Regions from separate parts of the Homo sapiens genome. Here region 2 is linked to region 1. Evidence: read pairs that join two places in POLR2A ChIA-PET (ENCODE). Cell type or tissue: OCI-LY7. All regions are shown on one strand.

Evidence for each region. Peaks named below come from ENCODE experiments on the same cell type or tissue, not always from the same donor. Only the 100,000 strongest peaks of a DNase experiment are listed, where the experiment ranks them.
Region 2: POLR2A ChIA-PET joins it to region 1 with 9 read pairs; 2 of 35 experiments call an interaction of 5 or more read pairs at or near these places.

Annotation. Positions count from the first base shown.
Region 1 is chr5:156,818,875-156,821,374 of GRCh38, forward strand. No RefSeq gene overlaps it. Among named protein-coding and RNA genes, the nearest start is that of PPP1R2B, 30 kb to the right of the region's middle. In OCI-LY7, no CTCF peak of the experiment used is centred here; a DNase peak (open chromatin) is centred at 1,507; H3K27ac peaks cover 1,482 bases.
Region 2 is chr5:156,701,856-156,704,355 of GRCh38, forward strand. The region is part of intron 7 of SGCD (sarcoglycan delta); the gene reads left to right. It overlaps LOC105377673 (a long non-coding RNA gene), which reads right to left. Exons shown (of 5, transcript XR_007059015.1): 5 at 2,343-2,420. Among named protein-coding and RNA genes, the nearest start is that of PPP1R2B, 150 kb to the right of the region's middle. In OCI-LY7, no CTCF peak of the experiment used is centred here; no DNase peak of the experiment used is centred here.

The sequences.
Region 1 (2,500 bases):
CTCCATAGCATTGACCACTAATCTGGTATTCTATACCTTACTTCCTTATCTGGATCATCACCTGTATCCCTCTAATACAAACTGAGCTCTATCAGGGCAAGGATTCTTGTCTGCCTTGTTCACTCCTGTAGCCAAAGCAGGAGTAAGAGTGCCTGGACATACTAGGCTCCCAATGAACACTTAATAACAGAGGAAGAGAGGCAGTGAGTGATCATTGAGTACTACGCTGGGAACCACAGCTTTGCTGGCACTAAAATGAAGAAGAGATGAACAGAGGGAGGTGTATTTCCTATGGCCACCCATCCATCTGCCTGGCAGGGACTAGGTGGAAAGAAGAAACTGCTGTCAAGGCATGTCCCGTTATATGTCAGATCCCTCCACACACTACCACCTTGCAGCAAGAAAAACGCCTGGAAGCCAACTAGACAAGTGGCAGGGTTTGAAGGATAAGAGCCCCTATGGCTGGGAAACTGCTGATGTGAGAAAGAAAGCATAATTATACTCACATTTGCAACAGGTAATGGAGCACCATGAGCAACTTAAATACTGACATTTTATTATAGCCTTAAGAGAGAACATAAAAACCTTCAGAAAGAATAACTAAATGTGGCATTTGGTATTTGCCACATCATTTGTGTTAATCATAGAACATTTCTCAGGGGAGGAGCCCCTAACATTTCTTATATGTAAATATATACTTCATATATAAGTGTCTTTATGAGAATATCATCTGTGAAAAGCAAATCATCCAACAAATATTTACTGAGCAGTCTTCTGTGCACCAGGCACTGTGCTAGTCCCTGGGAAAATGACTCACAATAAGATGATGCCCTTATGAAACTTACGTTCTAATAAAGAAGCCCAGCACTAAACAAGACACCCAAACCACAAAGACAGTCATTTCAGACAGTGACTTGTGATGCAAAAGAAACAAATTTGGGGGTCTGGAGATTCCTACTTGAGGATGGGCATGGAGGAAGGCAGAGCAGACACCACTGGGGCCTCCTTGTCCCTCTGACGTCCCTTGGCCATGCACGGCAGCTGCTTGCTCCTCACAATGTGATCCTCAGAACATCAGCAAGGGCATCATCTGGGAGCTTCTAAGAGCCGCAGCATCTCAGGCCTCCTAACAGAACTCTTTAACCAATCTGCATTTTAACAAGATCCCCAGGGTTTGTGAGCACACTAAAGTTTGAAAACTACTCTTCAGGACTGTTTCTAACTGCCCGTATTTGCATATTCCCACTGCTCTTTCTGCATAACGAGGAGCAATCAGAAGTGCTCTCTCCCTCCCCAAGGATCCAGTACCAGTGGAGGGGGTATGTAAATGTTCAAGTCCCTCAGCACTCATAGGGGTAACCCAGAGGCAGCATTTTATGCCTTTCCCAGAGCTTCCCACAGGATGAAGCTTGGTGGCCTGCGGTGGTGGCTGGTGCCTCTTGCCACTGATTTCCCCTGCTACTGCCTTCTGTGCCTCCCAAGCCACCTGCTGCCATCTGCTTGCTTGTCTCAGGGTGCTCCGAGGGGAACGTGAGTAAGACAGGGGCCTCTCTGAAGATGTGAGCTGAGAACTGAAGAATGAAAGAAGCCACCTGGTGAAGAGCTAGGAGAGGGAACAGTCAGTGGAAAGGCGCTGAGGCTGGGAAAAACTGCAGTGCTCAAGGACCAGAATGGAGATCAGAGGCAGGAGCACAGTGGGGAGTCCTGTTGGGGGTGGATACAGAAGTGCAAGAGTAGAGAAGGGAAGAGTAGACATTGATTGCACTAATGCAGTGAGGTGATTGTGGCTTAGACATGTCAGTTGGGAGCACAAGGACCAGAGGCAGGTGGAAGAATGTTGACCTGTTGTAAAGCCAGAGGTGAAAAACAAACTGTGCAAAATATTCACACACACTCAGCAAGCTTTGGATGACTGCGTAAAATTAAACAAACCCTCCAGTCGTACCTGTCTCTATACTAGGGATGCATAAGCTAATGGCTACACCCCAAAAGTCTGTTCCTTAGGTTAAAATGCCCAGCACTCAGTAACATTTCCTTCTCTAAAAATCTAGAAAATGTTCGAAGAGAAGTTAACTGTTAGGGCTCAGAAAACAACACTTCAAAATGAAGGCCCCAGAAGTAAAAGGTTTTCTTCTGACCTTCTTCTGCTCTTCTGTCTCTCAGTCCCATTCTCCCCTGAGGCTAGCCATAGGCACTAGAATCCCTCTTCCCAAGGCTGGTCATAGAAACCAGAACCCTCTTTTATTCCCTGAAGACAACCATAAAGCCTAAAAATATCACTCTATTTTTCCTCTGCCTTTCTGTGCAAAAACTGGCCGTAAAGACATGATCTGGCCTACCTTGTTTGACTGTAGGTCATATAACCCCATTCCACAGGGGGTTCCACCCCGTACCCAGAAGGACGGAATGCTGCACAGACAGAATCTGATAGACAAGAATCTAGACAAACAGGCCTTGCTGGGTTTCCCCACTCTATTAGCAGTAGATTATACATTTTTGT
Region 2 (2,500 bases), 120 kb before region 1:
ATGAATTGACTATGGTTTTTCTTGAGGACATTAAATAGATTCAATCCTCAATTCTTAATGCTTTTATGAGAAGATATAACACACAAAAAATCAGATAGGTAGACTCAGAAAATCCATAGAACCAACTCAGTCTTATATTGTCAGATTATATTAGGGTTGCTTCTGTGATTTGAATCTCACAGACTTAAATGATGTTGCTCCCCTGTTTGCCTTGTATGTAAGAATGAGGCTTATGCAGGTAAAGTTCTTATCAATCAGTTGAAATTGCCTCATCCTTCTCTGGGTCTATATGCATTTATGCTGGTATTACAGGATGCAATTGATAATAAAATGTTGACTTAGTACTTTAACTATTGTTTACAACAGTGTTTAAGGGCTGGGTGACTAAAATTTGCTTCATTCATGCCACTGTGCCCTCTGCTTGGGGTTAATTTTCTACTCCTAAACATGGAGGCCTACATTTCTAGTCTTCCTTAACAAGTCCTTATTGCTCAGTTTAATATTCTTCTCTTTATGAACTCTTTTACCCTTTTATTATAAATTCTACCTGGGCATCAAGTTAATGGTACAGCCAAAATGTGGATACTTTTCCTCCCAAGCCATCCTCAAACATACTCAGGGCGGGGAAGCGTACTGAAACTCATCCTAATAAAACCAAAACCAAAAGAATCTAACTTTCTTTGGAAAATGAATCTCAATAAAAAGCAGTATGATTTTTGCTTTTTATTCATCAGGAAGCTGCCAAGTCAAATGGCTTTATACAGCTTCTTTTTCTTATGTGGCAATAGTTATATTTGAGGGGAAATTAAATATCCAAGTTTTAATAAAATGAGACTTTAATATTTTAATTTATATTTTTTGTTACCCTTCTTACTATGAGTGGGAGACAATTCTCATGGGCCTCTTGTATTTCTGCATGTCTTTTGAGTGAGGCATTAGCTGTCCTTTGTTTTAAACTATCTTCTCAATGATGTTGAAATGGTGAACAGCTTTAAAATATATAGTGTTTCCCTCCAGAGCAAAGTGCAGCCATGCTTATTGCCCAGTGTAATGAAAATTACTATCTCCCTCCAGAGCAAAAGCCAGTAAAGTTACTGCCCATTAAAAAAGATTTGGTCTCCCTAAGCTCTGGGTTCTGCTCCTATAATATAAGCCACTGCATTTTTAGGCATCCATCTGGGCACATTTGTGTTTACCCCCACCCATGGGATTGGGGCAAGGGAAATTGACTCTGACATGATGTTGCTTGCAATGCTTGCTATGCCGCCAGTAATAAAGTCCCTTGTTTCTGACCTGGAAGTCTCATGTCTCCTGCTAGCATCCATGAAACTGTGTCAGGCTACCTTGTTAGCTTGCAAGGAGGATGAAATCTTAGATTCTTCACAGTTATTGCTAACTATGAAAAACATACTTTTAAATACCGTTAAAACAAGAGAAAATAAAACAGATTTAGAATCTATAGTGGGTGCTTCTGGAACATGAAACATATGCCTCAGAGTTTGCCCATACTTTTCTTTTATTTATTTCTTTTTTTTTTTTTCTTTTTTACTTAAGCTATCCCTCTGCCTGGAATTTCCTTCCTACCACACGTTTATCTAAGTCATTCAACACTGGCATTTGGAAAGCTTTTTGAATAGCATTACTTTTAACATGCATTTAAAAGATCAATGGCTCATGATGTGAAAACTGATTGAAATAAAGGGATTTATCCTTAGTTACAATTTTATACCATGCTAGGCAACGCTTTTACTAAGAAATGAATCATTTATTCTTTTACTTGAACATTTATTATGTACCTAGCTTGTGCCAGGTAGTGTGTTGAACCTTGAGGATACAGAGATAAGAAATTCTCCATTTGATGAAGCCCAGGAGCAAATGAATATAAAATAACAATATAATTATGTGAAAAGTTCTGTGACAATATAGATCTTATAATTTTCTCCCACCATGTATTAATGCCTTCCAGAGAGCAAGAGGTGGAGCCCCACAAACCATGGCTTTGAGCTGCTTTTGTGGCTCAGTGTGTAATGTTGTGGTACCCTATGACTTTTAACCTGCCATACCTTCTTGTTTCATTGTCATATACCACTGAGGGAGGAATGAACCACCATATAGACACTTATCAGTGAGAACTCTGGTTGCAAGTGAAGGAACACTGAAATCAAGTGGACTCTTAAAAGGGTGGTGGAAGGTAACATTTGGCTCACATCACTGAAATATGATGTGAGAAGCAAATATTTTGATATTGAATGTCCAGACACTTTTGGATCCAGGCATTTAAATGATGTCATTGAAATTCCACTTTACTCTTTCCTTTCCCAAGTTCCGTTTTCCCTCCTGTGGCTTCCATTCTCAGGAAGGCTCTTGCATAGTTCTGTCCAGATATCCGCCAGGCTTCTATCCTATCATTTCATTCATCTCTGAAAGAAAGAGAAATAATCTCAACAATTCCAATAAAAATTCTGGTCATAAGTCCCAGTCACGTGACTTGGATCACATG